Linked DNA regions of Mus musculus: region 1 is linked to region 2. Evidence: chromatin loops called from intact Hi-C (ENCODE). Cell type or tissue: left cerebral cortex. All regions are shown on one strand. Each heading gives the region's core, and the rest is flanking DNA. Links, peaks and the distances in the headings are about the cores only.

Region 1 (8,336 bases), core at 39-8,038, 84 kb before region 2:
CCAGATAATAGGAGCTGCCTTGCTTTTTATATTTAGTATAATCTAGCTAATGGCTTGTGCATAATTTTCCAAACCACTTAATGGTTTTTTTTAAATGACTTAAAACAATTATCCTTCATGTTGAGCGAAGCAGAAAACATTCAGATTTCCTCATTTGAGGGTGAATAGCCTCGGGAAGGAGTTTAGATCTATCTGAGCAGTAATTCCAAAGACTGGTTTACACACCAGCACATCTGTAATGAAGTGTGTTCCCAGGAAAATGAGGACAGCATGGTAGTTGTGATATATAAAGTGCTAGACTTAGTCAGTGTTTGAAATTACCTATCATCCAGGATGACATATTTTCTTTTTCATGATTGGTAATAGACTGGGTAGAGGTGTTGGTGATCCCTGCCGCTGCCACCACCAACACCACCACCTTCCCTCCTCCTCCTTTTTCAAGTATTTTCTTACATGGGACAAGGAAAAATTGACAATCTGATATTGATTTCTAAACTGTTTTTTAATTTGTCCTGATTTATGAAATCCAGACAGTATGAAACCATTACACAAAATGCCAATACTCCCTGCCTTTGGCTTCTTTTGCTGTATCACACTGCAGTGCTAGACTACACCCCACCAGCAACTTGTCAGCTGCAACTGTGGCTTCCAAAAGGAGAACTGCTTGGCAGAAAGGCTGGGAGATACACGTATCAGACCAAAACCCTACGCAGTTCTACCGGGCCCTCTCCTTCCCTCAGGTGGCATTACCTATGCCCAAGCCTAGCTTAGCTGAGAATTCCTACTCAGAAGCAGCCAAACATTCAGCATGTGTTGGTGGAGCTAGAAAAGTCCTGGAGTCCTCACTCGCTAAGAATTCATCATCTTCCTAAACAAAGGGACGCCTGGAGAAGGCCAGTCCTAAAATGTCCAAGGATCAATGGGGTCTGTGTTTTCGAAACAAAGTCTTGCTATGTAGCCTAAGCTAGCCTTGTTCTTATGGCAATTCTCCTGCCTCAGTTTCCCAACTGTGCTTATACACATAAACCACCAGACCTAGCATAAGGATTCAATATCTCTAACGCCCATCCCTCAAGCTAGAATTTAAATGTCTCTTTGCTTTTCTAGGCAAAGTCATCTCATTATTCTGGGTCACTGCTTCCTTAAGGGGAAAATAACAACAACAACAACAAAGGACAGAGGTCAAATTCTTTCAAACTAAAGGTTCTATCCCATTAGTGAGTCTGGAAAACCATCAAGTCATGCATGACCAGTATACATATACATACATATACATTATATATGTCCCCCTCTCTACGTATATGTATACAAATACATATACCTATATGTGTGTATTAATAAGAATAGTTTTTGAAACACTAGACAGTTTAAAAGTGCTTTCCATTTGTCGAAGATATTGTTTCATATACAATATATATTTTGAAACCTAGTGTGAGTTAGGGCCCACAAACATTTGAGGGTCATTAGATTCATGGCAGCTCTGGGTGGGAAGGTTTGCTGGGACTGAGCACAAGGTTTTGGCTACTTTTGGCAAACATTTCACCGCCGAGCTACCCCAGCCCTCTATATTCGAGAGGTGAACTCTATAATGCCATACAGCCCAAAGCTCTATGACCTTTTACTATGAGTCTCACTTTGTGGCCCAAGCCAGTCTCTAGTTTATGATCCTCCGATATGGACCTCTTCGTGCTGTGTCTACAGGTTTGCACAACCATAACGACGCTATCAAACTTATTTAATGAACATAGAACCCTTTCTTCACCATATAGCTCAGCATCACCCTGGCCAGGTTGAAGAGCGCCTCTTCACCCTACCAGTCACCTAGACTGTACCCTCCAAACAATCCCCTGCCTTGACTCCGCAAGCAGAGTGGGTGTCAGGCTGCCGCTGGGACTCCCAGGGTGGGCAGTAGCGCACTCAGTACTTCTGATGTGGCCGTTGTTTGCCCTCACCCAGGCTTATACAGCATGCCACTGACAATCCGAGGGGAGCAAGGGAAGGGAGGGAGGGAGGGAGGGAGCGAGCCACAGCTGTATTCAGCCATCTGTCGGATCCCAGAAGTTTGTGTTTCCTTTGCCCCACATGGGCCCTGGGCTGGGAAGACGGATGGCAGGGGATAGAATGTATACATCACTCTTATTTCACCACGGCATTTCAACAGCAGGGCGTGTTCTTATTACTCTACTGAGTTCACGGGGGCAGGATTGGGCAGTCGCAATTTTTCTCTTTATTAGTCCACAGATGAGGAAGAAATAGATTTGGCTCTGACATGTTACATTTTTCTCGAGCAGATCCCACATGAAAGGTAAAAGTTTTTCCTTCTGATCAGAGCCAGCTGGAAATACTCTTGACTTCCTGCTGCGTCAAAGCCCCCTTTAAAAGACACTTTGGGGACATGCAGTGTGCCAGGTGTTGTACCACAGTCACACTGAGAGATGTGAGAGAGATCTAGAGAAATTGCTACAGGTGTGTGTGCAGGGGTAGCGGGGAGAGGGAGGAGAAAGGCTCCTCTTTGCAGATGGGGAGGGCAGCAGATAGGATATGCAGGTCCACGGAAGAGAGACGATTTGGCTTAGCATGGAAGAGTATGGATTTGAGCGGTGGGAAATGGCAGAAAGCCTTCAGGATGAGAGGAAGACATGAATTATAGGAGGAAGGGGTAGCAGGTAGCAGAGGCCATACTGTAAGACAGGTAAATCTGGCTTTTCCCTGACAGCCATGAGAGGATGACCACTGTTCTAGGTTTCTATGGTCATGATAAAGACTGTGACGAAAGCAGTTGGGGAAGAAAATTTTATTTTGCCTTACAACTCTCAGGTCACACTCCATCTTGGAGGGAAGTCAAGGCAGGGACCCGGAAGCGGGAAGGAAAGCAGAACCCATAGAGGAATGCTGTTATGGACTTGTTCCTCATGGCTTGCTCTGTCTGATCTCTTTTTATCATGCAGGACCAGCTTCCCAAGGGTTAGCACTACCCACTTTGGACTGGGCCCTCCCACATTATTTGCTCATTAAGAAAATACCCCATAGACTCGGCTACAAGCAATTTAATGGGGTGGGGGTGGGGTTCTTATTTGAACTTTCTCTTCCCCCGATATGTCTAAGTTTGTGTTGAGTTAATGAAAGCAACCAGTGCTACCACATAAAGCATCATTTACCCAGGCCACTTTGGAGAATGAGTTGGTATGCCTGCCAGGATAAATCATCTAGAAGGAAATACAACATTCGAAGGCCAGAAGGGACCAGAGGTTTTGGAAACTTCTAAGTGCAGACCCTGAACAGATCTATCATAGAGGAGATTCTGAGAGCATTTCTGTTAGAAAGGGGGTGGGGATGCCCACAGACCCAGAGGTAGCTAAGAAGGCAAGTAATGGAGAGGAAGAAGGCACAGAAAAGATTCTGCCAGAGTAGGATAGATTGGACGTGGAGGCACACTGAAGAGAAATAGTTTCCTAGTTACCTCTCTATTGCTGTACCAGTAGAAGAAAGAGACTTCTTCCACATCTGTTAATACTTCCAAAACAGTTCTACCGAGTGGAGACCAAGTGTCAACTATATGAGCCTGTGGGGTCATTACCATTCAAATCATCACAGGTTACTAACAATGACTCCGGATCTCCAGGCTGAGGGTAATATGAAGACTTGGGGAAAAAAAAGAGGAGAAATGACTCTTGTCGGGCATGTTTGGTTATAGATACTGCTAAATCTCCATGCTGGTATGAGTAGGCAGTTCTAACCCTAAGTGTAAAACTCAGAATTGGGAGGTCAGAACTAGGAGTGTGCAGTTCACAAGTGGAGATCAGAGACACAGCTGAGGGCCAGCATGCTGCTAGGTAGATGGTACAGAGATCACCACTGGAAAAGACAGAACACCCAGAAGACAAGGAGGACTTCCAGAAGTGGCAAATAGCTGGTGGGAGGAGTCAGGGAAGGTCTAGGTACAGTCAGCATCGGAGGAAAAAAAACAAGAGTGAATATATCCCAGAAGGCAATAGCATAAGGACATTTTAGAGATGACGATCAGTTCAGTCGTTCAAGACTGTCAAAAGTAGCCAAAGGGTACAGAATGATGAATGCTGGCAAGCAGCAAAACCAGGCGGAGGAGACCATCTGTCACTTGGAAAGGAAAGACTCTTCTTTCCCCCGAGTTGGAGAGGTAAAACAGCCTGCAGCATGGGAACGAGACAATTAGGACCATCTTTTCAGAGGTCCCAGTGATAGGCAGGGGAGGGAGTTTCCAACGCCTAGCGGGAATGCAAAGTTCCCAACTTCAGTTTGCTCATACTGTTTACTTTTGTCTTGTGTGAACATGCAGTCAGAAAATGAAAGGAAAGGCAGCAGAACCTGTCCCAGGTCACCTGGGTCTCCCTTTCACAGTTTTGCGAGATGAACTTGGAGTAGTTTTCACAGTCATAACTGCTGAGCCTGTGTGAAATGATTACACAGAGTGTTTTCAAGCCCTAAGTCTGGATGTCTTGACTTGCTTTCCCATATAACCTGACAGAAGTCCAGTTAAGACACTTGAATATTATCAATCACTTTTCTGTCGCTGTAATAAAAACACCATAAAAGCAACTTATAGAAGGAAGAGTTTATTTGGAGCTTTCAGTTCCAGAGGGATAAGAGTCCACCACCGTCATGGTGGGGAGCATGGTGGCAGGCAGGCATGCAGGCAGGCAGGCATGCAGGCAGGCAGGCATGCAGGCAGGCAGGCATGCAGGCAGGCAGGCAGGCGTGGTGCTGAGCAGCAGCTGAGAGCACAAAGCTTGATCCACAAACAGAAAGCAGAGAGAACTAGCTGAAATGGCATGAGGCTTTTAAAACATCAGAGCAAGCTGGCCTACAGTGGCATACCTCTTGCAACAGGATCATACATCCTAATCTTTCTAGACGGTTCCAGCAGTGAGGGACCAAGTATTCAAACATAGGATTCCATGGAGACCATTCTCATTCAAGCCACCACAGATATATAATGCACATGAGTGTTGGAAGTTGAATCTCTTATGATGATAGCTATTAAACCGTCTAAAACATCAACTAAAAGAAGTTTACAAAGCCAGGCACAGTGGCACACACCTTTAATCCCAACACTCAGGAGGCAGAGGCAGAGGCAGAGGCAGGTGGATCTCCATTAGTTTGAGGTTAGTCTGGTCTTCAGAGTAAATTCCAAGAAAGCCAGGACTACACAGTGAGAACCTGTCGTAGAAAAAAAAATAAGATTTCATACTCTGGAGACTCTGCCTCTTGGTGCTGACCCAGCTTAGCCCTTTTCCATGGAACCTCTCAGACGTCCCTTGTAGCTCATCTCCTTTCCTTTGTATGAGCTTGTGGCAATAATCAAAAACCTTTTTTTTTTTTTTAAACCACAGAATCCCAGTGGCAACACTAGGCTGGGAGTCAGGTTGGTGATCTTCATTATCCTTCCTGTCTTCCATTACAACCTCTCTAGTCTCACCTGCTTGCAGGTACCTCTTCTCCTACCCCAACTCCAATCACTTGAGACTCCACCTTGTACAGACACAGGGATACTCTAGCCCTATCATCCTTGTCTCTCCAGAAATTTTGTTTATCTTATTGCAGCTTACTTTCAGGAGCCCCCTCCTATAACCATATCTCCACTACCTAGGAACTCTACCTCTTAGTGTGGACTGTATCTCCCTAGCTCTTTCCCATGGCCCTTAACACTCTTTTCTCCCTAGCCCATCTTTATTTCTCTCAGACACCCACAGACATGTAGAAGTACTCTCTGCCATGAACTCACAGTTGATACACTTACTGCTTAAGATCCTAAGAGAGCAAAAGCAACCAAAAACTGAGTCACCAACATGGCAAAGACAAGACCAGATACCAAAACCTACAAACACCTCAATCATCCTAACTCCAGATACCTACACCCCAAAGCAAAAACACAAACTCAACAACTAAGACAATTTTATTCTACTAGAGACCAGTAACCCTACTATAGTAGGCCCTGAGCAATGTAAGACAAGGACTTCAAAATAGCAATTATGAATATATTCATGGACATGAAAGAGAATATGAATAAATCTCTTAGTGAAAACTGAAACATAAAGAAACAATTGTCTAAAATGAAAAAAATTCAAGACATAAAGGAGAATTTAACAAAAACTGAAATCATTACAGAAAACCAAACTGAAATTAAACTGGAAGTGAAAAATTTAGGACGTCAAACAAAAAACCTCAGAGGCAAGCCTCACCAACAAATTACAAGACATGAAAGAGAGAATCCCAGATGTTGAAGACAAAGCAGAAGAAACAGTACCTCAACCAAAAATTGTTAAATCTAATAAAATATAGGCACAAAACATCCAGAAAAATCTTGGATACCATGAAAAGACCAAATCTATGAATAGGGACAGAGGAAGTAGAAGAAATCCAGGTCAGTAGCACAGGAAATATATATATATTTTTTTAACAAAAGCATAGAAGAAAATTTTCCTAACCTAAAGAAGGAGGTGCCTACCAGGGTATAAGAAGCATACAGAACACTGAATAGAGAGGTCCAGAAAAGAAATTTCCCATTACACATAATAATCAAGACATTAAATGTACACAGCAAAGAACGAATAGTAATAGCTGCAAGGAGAAAAAGACCAAATAATACATAAGAGTAGCCTCATTAGAATAACACCTGACTTCTCAATGGAGACCTTGAAAGCCAGAATGGCCTAGATGGGTGTTATACAAATTCTAAGAGATCATAGATGCCAGCCCATACTACTGTACCTAACAAAACTATCAATCATGGTTTCCAGAGAGAAAGAAAAACATCCCATAATCAAACCAAATTTCAAACAATAGCTATCTACCAATACAACTCTTCAAAGGGTACTTGTAGGAAAACTTTAGCCAGAAGAGGCCAACCATACCCCAAAAAATGTAAGGAACAAACAATCCCAGACCAATAAGTCAAAAATGGGGCTATGTCCATATCATAACAACAAAATAACAAGAATCAATGAACACAATTTCTGTTTGTTGATAACTCCCAATAAGAGACAAAGAGAAAAAGACTAGATTAGAAAATAGGATCCATCTTTCCTCTGCATCCAAGAAATACACATCATCCTCAAGGATAGAAAATACCTCAGGGTGCAAGGTAAAAAAAAAAAAAAAAAAAAAAAAAAAAAGCAAATGAACCCAAGTAGCAAGTAGGTAGCCATTTTAATATCTGAGAAAATAGACTTCAAACTAAAAATGATCAAAAGAGGTATGGAAGGAGATTGCATACTTATCAAAGGAAATATCTACCAAGAGGATATTGCCAGTCTAAACTTTTATACACCAAATACAAGGACAACAAAGTTTATAAAGGAAACATCACTATAGCATAAAAATAGAATAGTCACCCTTACACCATGATAGTGGGTGTGGTTGTTATTTTTGGTTGTCAACTTGACTTCATCTGAAATGAACTAAAACCTTAGAGGCTAAGTACACATTTAAGAAAATTTTCTTAATTAAATCATGTGAAGGAGATGGATTAGGATGCTAAATGTGGATCTTTTGAGGCAAGAAGACCCACCTTGAATTTGGTTTTATCATGGGATGTTTTTCTTTCTCTGGCAACTGTGATGGATAGTTTAGCTGGGTATAATAGTTTCAGCTGGCATCTGTGATCTCTTAGAGTTTGTAGGCCATCCATCCAGGCCATTATGGCTTTCAGGGTCTCTATTGAGAAGTTATGTATTATTCTAATGAGTCTACTTTTATGTGTTACTTGATCTTTTAAATCTGGATTGCACCTTCTGGTGGTAGCTTATATAAAGCACATGGAAGAATGAAGTGCTTTTACTTTGCCTTCTTGCCCCAACTCTTACTATATTCATTCACTGGTATTAGAGCCTACTTCAAGATTCTGGCATATACTTAAGACCAGGTAAAAGTCTAGCCTTGTGGGCTGAACAACTACTAGATTCTTGAACTCTTCATATCATGAAACTATTGTTGTAATAATCAGACTATCCGTAAGCCATTCTCACCAATAGACAGGCCATACAGACAAAACTAAACAGAAAAATGCTAAAGTTAAAAGACACCATGATTCAAGTGGACCTGGGAGTTATCTGAATGTTTTACCTAAACACCAAAGAATATACTTTCTTCTTGGCAGCTCATGGGACTGTCTCTAAAATTGACCACATACTTGGACACGAAGCATGTCTGTCTCAACGGATAGAAGAAAGCTGAAGTAACACCCTGAATCCTACACCATCATAGATTAAAGCTAGATATCATCAACAACAGAAACAAAAGAAAGTTTACAAACTTCTGGAAACTCAGCAACTCATTACTGAATGAAAAAATGGGTTAAG
Region 2 (8,336 bases), core at 23-8,022:
CAGGCTTCAGACTCCCAAGCCCTATTCAGCACCTGTGGGCTGTAAGTTTGTGTGAGACATCAGGTGGGCACTGGAAATGTCGCATGCCCTGTCTGCACTGGACTTCTTTCTGACTCTGCTCGAGCTGCAGCCTCCCCATGCCCAGTGTCATGCTGACAGCCTCTTAGGACCTGAGAAGATAGATGACCATATAGAAATGAAATGCAAACCCACAGATTTATGAATCTGGGGTAGAGAGTGAAATGTGAACCCTCTGCCTCTTGCTATTCTCCTGCTCCATAGTGGGCACCGTTGGATGTGCACTCTGCTGGATTTCTACTCTATCCTGCCTAAGGAAAACAAAAATGTGTGCTGTTCTGATACCGCCCTGCAAGGACTGTGTCCTGCTCATTCTCTCCGGCTGGCCATGGATAGCAGCATTGCAGCTGCATTAGAACCTGGAGGTCTCTCTGCACCCACTGACCCCCTACTTGCCAACCATCTTACTATGCACAAACAGACAGCTTCTCTCCCGTCTGTACTTCCCTTTCCTTTGTTTATTGCAGCCTTCTTACATGCACATACATCACGCTGGGCATGTTCCTCCCTACGCTCTGACTCCCCCCCTTTTCTTGCCCCACTGTTTTCCTCCCTCATTCTTTTCTTTTTTTGCCCGTTGTATTTTAGTTCTTTTCTTCCTTTACTTTAGGGCCCTATAAGCAAAACAGCAACAACCACTCATATCATATCATATCATATCATATCATATCATATCATATCATATGTGCAGCTATTTCATTAGGATGTCTTCTGTGAAATGGGATGGTGAGGTCAAAGGGCTTGAACTTAGGATCTGACAGAGACTCACAAACAGCCCTTCAGTGTAGCCGAACCATTCCTACCAGTTCTATGTGACAGGACCTCTGTGCTACCACTTGACAGCCTCAATCTCAAATTTGAAAGAATAAGATATTGATGTTTCCTGGTGGCCAGAGAGCCTGAACACATTTTCACATATTGGAAATTTGTATTTTCTGTGCAATGGTTGCCTCTCCGGATCTTTTTTTTTTTTTTTTCTATTGGGTTAGCATTGTGTAATAGTTTTCTCCTGGATTGAAACATTCCATCCTTCAGGGACACTCCTTAAGTAGGAAGGTAAACATTTCAAGATAGCTTCAGGAAGTCCCTGAAGCTGACCAGATGCAGTGGGCCTCTCCTTGCCAGAGCAATCAAAGCTCAGAGCTCACCTCAGATGGAAGGAAGCTGAACTGTAAGGGACACACTCAGCCAAACGGAGCTACAAAGAAGACTCTGAAGCCAGACCAGCTGCTTGGAAGCAGCAGAAGCCAGCTGGCCTGACTGGAAGAGGTTTCGATCAACTAAGTCACCTGGAAAGGACGCACTCCAACCTATGCGAGCTGGGTAGGTTCCAAGCTTTGTGAGATGTAGTGGTGCTGCGATGGAACCTTGGTGACACAGCTATCTTTGAATCATTTCTGCTCTTATAACTAATCCCTCATCCATATTCCTGGACATAACCCCAACAGAACTCACTGGTTCATCAGGTTGGACTTTGTGGCATCTGTACTTTGTTCAGTCCCGGGTTCCCTGCCTGGGGTGAGCAGATGTGTTTGTTGTGTCTCCCCAGGAAAAGTTTTGTCACACAGCAGTTAGTTATTGTAAATTACTTGTGAGAAATCTGAGGCCTAGGGACATTGAGTGGCTTGGTACCCTACAACTCACTACAGGACTTTATCCTTGGTTCTGTGCATCTTCAGAGTGTACACCCACCTGGTTGATGAGCTGCTCTGCCATCTCATGCATGGTTAGGGTTGATTAATGGACAGAAACCTACAGGCTGTGGAATGAAACCAGGTTCACAACCCTAACAGAGGCACAGTCCTGCTGCTTTGCCTGAACTATCCAGCTGTATGATGTCGCTCCCCGGAGTGCTCCTGGCCAGGGCCTAGCAGTCTAGGGTTGGCTAGACATGTGGGAAAGAAGGACCAGCCCATTAGGCCACATGATCAATATGGCCACTATTGCAGCCATGTGCTGGCCCTTACTCCCCATTCTTCCACCTTTAGCAATCGCATTGGCCCTAAATGTATAGAAGTCAGAGCTAAGTATGTTCTAGCTTGTGACCATTTCCCACAGAGACAACTACAGCCTTTGTTGTTCATTTTCCCTAATTCAAACGCAGACCGCTCTCAGGAAGCAACACTCAAAAGGGACACGCTGGTGTCGGCTGCTCTCAGCTCATTTGACACTGTGCCAAGGCCACTTCCATTGTTTGTGACAGACAGTGCCCTCTCTGCCAGAGACTCCAATCTTACCCTTTGGCATCTGTTAGGAACTCAACAGAGTGAGTTCTCTTCATCATAGACCAGTATCCATGGCTGCACTCTCAGCCAAGTCGAAGATCTTGTTGACTGACGAGAAAATGAATTTGATTCTCTTTATCACTCTAGGCTCAAAACCCATCTTGGACATTTGTTCCAGGCATGTCTTTATAGAGGTCGACTCTGACTGCAGGCTGGTGTCTAGAAACAGAGTGAGGTCCTGGTTAGAACCTGCTCCTGCGTGCAGTGGGGGAAATGGTCTGAGCTCCTTGACATCTTTTCTCCAATCCAAACCCCTGTTCCCATCTTGGAAGTAGCTTGGAAAGGCCATTCAGTCCTCTGTAGTGTCTGTGTGGTTAAGTGTACAGTTGGAGGTGACCATGCCTGGGAAGTCAGTCACCGGGACAGAGCAGGCCTGCAAGTTAGCAAGGGGAGGTGTCTGTGAGCTGCAAAGGGAGGGAGGAGGCTAGATGCTGCAAAGGACTAATCATTAGGATTAAGTAAACACAGAGAAGGCAAACAGCATTGAGGAGCACATGGTCCTGCAGAGAGAGGATTCCAAGGCCAGTGGTGCCAACAGAGCTGGGGGTGGCCCCGTGAGCTCTTCCGGAATCCATCCAAAACACCCCTTGATACTCGTGAAGTCGTGGGACCTGATGGCAGATGGCACGGCTCTCTCGGGGACTCTGGGAAAAGGGAGTATTTGGAAAGAGGGCTGAGGACTCCTGGTTCCTGTGAATCTGAGGACAGGTGACTGAGGCTGGACATGATCATAGAGACACAGGCAACTTTGTTTAAGTGGCTGTACCTCCCTGCCCCTCACTACTGCCTGGAAGGCACAAAGGCCGCCGGCCTCAAGGGAAGCTTCTAAGTTCTCTCAGAGTGTACACGAGTTGGCAGCCTGGCGCTTCGCTGTTGCAAGCTGCTCCAGACAGCAGGTGGCTTTGTGCCTGCTTGGCTTCTCCTGGGGAGGCGGGGGCGGGGGGGGTGGGGGGGGGGAGCAGGAGCAGGGCCACAGCAGGCGCTCTTGCCCACCAGCCAGGAGGAGTGGAAGGATACACAGCTTTTGGATGCTCCTGCCTGCTTAGCTTCTGTCCTGGATGATCACACAGAGGCTGGGGTTGTTTGACTTCTAGTGCTTGCTTCTTGTGAAATGAGCAGGAGCAAAGCAGGCTCCACATATCCCCGGGGAGAGAGAAAGCATTGAAATGCATTCATTCACTCATTCATTAATTCATCCCACAAAGGTTTCTTTTTTTTTTTTTTTTTTTTTTTTAAATTTTTTTTTTTAAAGATTTATTTATTGATTATATGTAAGTACACTGTAGCTGTCTTCAGACACTCCAGAAGAGGGAGTCAGATCTCCTTACAGATGGTTGTGAGCCACCATGTGGTTGCTGGGATTTGAACTCCGGACCTTCGGAAGAGCAGTCGGGTGCTCTTACCTGCTGAGCCATCTCACCAGCCCCCCACAAAGGTTTCTTAAAAGCCAGTACTGTGCTAAGCCCTGCGATAACAGGATAGTAGGACAAAATGCTTGCTTCCTGCAGCGCATGCTCCGGCGGGGCAGATAGACCACACGCAGATGAGAGCTGAATGCCTTGTGACTCACTTGGATGTTGCAGTGCGCTTCTGAATGCTGCTCCAGTTGGTTTGTGCAGTGATCCTACTGACACTGTGTGAAGCTCAGGGAGCCGTCTGATCTAATCATAGGCTCTCTGTCCCTTGCGATACTTTCGTTTCCTGTTGCCAACGAAATGTGGTCTTATTGTTCCCCCTATCTCAGAAAAGCAGAATCCTGTGATCAGAGGCCAGGCTTTAGAGTTAGGCAAACCTGGCTTCTGTCAGTTCTACCATGGTGTAGGCTAGCTTAGAGGGGTGCCTTTTACACCTCAAACCTGAAAGTGTCAGTGAAGACAATTATGGTATCTTTATAAGGATTTTCTCTTTGTGAAACAAGAAATGTTAGAGTTAGGAGGGCATTTTAGCCAGACCTGGACCCAGTGGTCTCTTGATGAACTTGGCTCCTTGCTGATGTAGTGAGTAGCCTTGTGAATCTAGAGAGTGGCCTGGTTTCTTGAAGTATGGTCTGTGGACCATAAGCATGCTGACCACTTAGAGTATGTGGAAATGTGCAGGACCCTGAGTGATTTCTCAAAACCTAGATGACCTAAATATTTTCCAAGTGGGTCTGAAGAGCCTTAATGCTTGTGACTTGCTGGTGGTTCATAGTATTGATTAGTGGCCCAAGCTTTTGTTGGTCAGAGTTAAATCATCTTGTAACATCCAACTCTGTTGACCCTCAGCATCTGCAGTGAAAAATTTCCTGTATTGAGGGTTATACTGTGTTCCCTGGGACCTTAGCCTACCTCTGCCCTGGTTAAGGCTTCCACTCAGCACCTTGAGGTCCGTGCTGGTTGGTTTTTGTCAACTTGACACAAATGTAGATATCTGGGAAGAGAGAATCTTAATTGAGAAAAGGCCTCCATAAGATTGGCTTGTAGGTAAGTCTGTGGAATATCCTTTTGATTAATGATAGATTTAGGAGGGCCTAACTCACAGTGGGTGGTACCACTCCTGGGCAGGTGACTCTAGGTGCTACAAGAAAGCAGGCTGAGAAAGCCAGTAAATGGCACGCTTCCTTGACCTCTGCATCACCTCCTGCCTCCAGGATCCTACCCTGAGTTCCTGCCCTGACTTCCTTGGATGATGAAGTACAAGCTCTAAGATGAAATAAACCCTTTTCTCCATGAGTTGCTTTTAACCATGCTGTCTTATTGCAACAATAGAAAAGCTAATTAAGCCAGGGTCCAAACATATAACCAACCACAGTTCAGATAGACTGCAGCATCCATTTATCCCATTTCTGGGTATAGAGCATGATGGATTTATTTTTGTGATGCATGGAATTAAACCCTATGGCCTTTGAGCATTCCAGGAAGCTGGATCAGGAGATAGACTGGCTGGGAGCCTGTTTACAGAGGGGGCCGGGCAGGCACACTAGGCTTACATACTGGGTTCATGGTCCCAGTGACATGGCTGGAGAAGAGGGTGATTTTGCATATCATATAGCAATGTCTGGCTAACTCATGTCCTTTTATGTGAGGCTGGAAGCAAGATTATCTGAAAAAAGCTGTCATTAGGATGTCTCCTTCCCTGATACTGACACTCTGGTCACTGCCTCACGTTACCTGCCTCGAGCAAAGATCCCGTCAATACTTGTGTCCTTCTGTGGACACAGGTGACTCAGATGCCGTCTAGGGTCTTGCATCACTAGTAGAGATGGAGGGGGCTAGGTGCCCCCAAAGAAGAGCCCTAAAACTTGTACGATTTAGTGCCTGAGAATATTTGGGAAGCACTTGAATCAGGAATCTCCAAGAAGTCAAGAATCAGAGAGATAGGATCCTGTGTCTGGCTCTGACTCACTCTCCCTACCAGGCTTGGTCTAGGATTGAGTTGGGAAAGGGTAGCATCAGTCAGTGTGCAGATATTGGAAGACAGAGACACCGACCCCAGAGAAAGATTCCCTAGTCCCTACCTCCTGATGTTGCTGCTCTAAATTACAGCCATCTGAGATGCCCAATAAGAGGCTGTGTGTGCAGAAGATCCATGGGAATGCTGTTATTGTGACAATGGAGCCTAGATCAGGGCTACAGTATGTCCTAGTAGCTTCTTTGTCCAACCTGCTAGCCACGGTCTTCCCCAGCAGTGTCAGGAACCTACCCTCCAGGAAAGTGAGCCACATTTCTGATGAGCATTTATTTGCCTTCATCAAAAGTTCTCTTTTTAATATTTCTTTGTTTTATTCTACATGTCTGACTGGTTATTTTGCCCACATGTGTACCTATGCACCTATGCATGCATGTTACCCACAGAGGCCAGAAGAGGATGTTGAATTCCCTGGAACTATGGATTTCTGTGAGGCACGAAATTGATGCTGGAACTGAATCTGGGACCTTTGCAAGAGGAACAAGTGCTCTGAACCACTGAGCTATCTCTAACCATTTCTAATTTTTAATCTCTCTCTCTCTCTCTTTCCCTCTCTGTCTGTCTGTCTGTCTCTGTCTCTGTCTCTGTCTCTGTCTCTGTCTCTGTCTCTGTCTCTCTCTCTCTCTCTCTCTCTCTCTCTCTGTGTGTGTGTGTGTGTGTGTGTGTGTGGTGGTCTACTTGTGGAATCCAATGTTAAACTCAGTTCCTCAGACTTTGTAGCAAGTACCTTTATTCTCTGAACACCTCTCTAGCCTGCTTTTGCCAAAAATTTTTATCTGCAGTTGCCCACTCCAGCCTCCAAATCGAGCTTTTCAAGAGAATGTGGTCAATTTGTTTTGTCCTTCCAGAGTTTCAGAGCATAGGGTTAGGGCAAGATTTAACCATACCCTGGGGGATATTTTTTGCTGTGCTAAGCAAAGGGTTGCAAAAATTCTGAAGAGTCCAACTTCGCAGATAGATGGGTGAGGTGGGCTTGTTGGCAGTTAGCTAGGTGGTGGTTCAGCTTGCTTCTAGATAACAGATTTAAAAAGAAGTCTGTGGGGTGTGGGGTGTGCAGACAGGCTTCCAACCTACCTACCAGAGAAAACATCACCAGTTTGGTTTTCAAAATCGAGTCATGTATTTTCTCTTTTGGCCCTTCTTATAATCAATTACAGGAAGTATTTAAGAGGTTAGCAATGTCGTCTTTGAAGAAGGGGGAAGTAAGAAATCAGGTTTAGCTCTGCCACCAAGAGACCCACCCCTCCATACAGAACTGGTTTAAACTGGGGGTGAAGGAGAGCAGGAAGTGGGGGTGGTAGGTGGAGAGAGGTTGCAGCTTAGGAGAAAGAAAGCAAAACTGATTGCAGCTGTCAGGGGAGCTGTGGTGAACTCTGTTTACAAATGCCCAGAAGTTAAAGCTGCAAAGGCCACTGAGAGCCATCCTCCCCCCAACCCCATCCCCACTGAGAACACCTGGTCCCAGGGGCTTCACCATCTTCCCCACTATTAGATTGCTTGGCTTGCCACTCTGGTGCTAACACAACGAAGACATGAGGTAGTTGGAATACAACAGCATTCATTCTTTCCCTCTTACACATTTCCATTGCAGAGTACAGGGAAGGGCTAGTAATGTGGGTGTCCTGGGAGCCTCAAACTGCAAAAAATCCTGCCATGTGCCATCCAGCTGACAGGCAGCATGGTGAAGAATTTTCTTTCTCTTCTTATCCCCCTCCCCATCTACTCCTGCTTCTGCTGCTTCTTCTCCTTCTCCTTTTCCCTACCCCCTCTCTCCAGCATCTCACTACTTCAGTCCAGGCTGGTTTTATGTTCTTTAAATAACCTAGGCTAGCCTCTCAGCCCTCCTGATTCAACAAGCAGCATGCGGGGATTTCAGGCACATGCTCAGGTGTTTCTTGTCTTTTTACTTTTTTAAAGCTAACATAAAGAACAGGTTCATTTTAGCATCTCACAAACAGATGTTAGCATCTCACAAACAGATGTTAGCATACTCTGCTCTTACTCCTCCTTTGCCCTTTCTTGTTGGTCCTCTCCCTCCCAAGTCTCCCCTCTCCCCCATCTTTCTTCCATTAAGATCTCATCTTTCCCATAAATCCCCTTTCTACTTCTCTCTCTCTCTCTTCCTCTCTCTTCCTCTCTCTCTCTCTCTCTCTCTCTCTCTCTCTCTCTCTCTCTCTCTCTCACACACACACACACACACACACACACACACACACACCTAAATTCTGCATATAAAAGAAAAGATGGTTTTGCTCTGTCTGAGTCTAGTTTATTTTGTTTGCTTATCTCCACATGTTTTCTAGACCCCTTCATCTGTTGATGGATGTTTAGGCTTGTTAGCTATTGTTGATACCGCAGTAAGAAACATTTGTAGTCTGTTGACTTAGAGTCCCAAGAGCATGTATGTGGTCTTCTATGCTTTAGTACTCTAGGAACCTCCGCACTGACTTCCACAGTAACAGCATCATTTTATATGCCTACCATCAGTGAACACAGGCTGCTCTTTCCCACATTCCACCAGTCTTG

The links. Hi-C counts contacts between places; a loop is a spot of excess contacts. Peaks named below come from ENCODE experiments on the same cell type or tissue, not always from the same donor. Only the 100,000 strongest peaks of a DNase experiment are listed, where the experiment ranks them.
Region 1: a loop joins it to region 2, with 2.9 times the contacts of the local background. A loop is called at or near these places in 5 of 42 quality-filtered maps.

The regions. Positions count from the first base shown.
Region 1 is chr6:54,798,362-54,806,697 of GRCm38, reverse strand. No RefSeq gene overlaps it. Among named protein-coding and RNA genes, the nearest start is that of Znrf2, 14 kb to the left of the region's middle. In left cerebral cortex, for the core only: no CTCF peak of the experiment used is centred there; a DNase peak (open chromatin) is centred at 4,106.
Region 2 is chr6:54,714,665-54,723,000 of GRCm38, reverse strand. No RefSeq gene overlaps it. Among named protein-coding and RNA genes, the nearest start is that of Mturn, 37 kb to the right of the region's middle. In left cerebral cortex, for the core only: no CTCF peak of the experiment used is centred there; DNase peaks (open chromatin) are centred at 2,275, 3,262 and 3,972.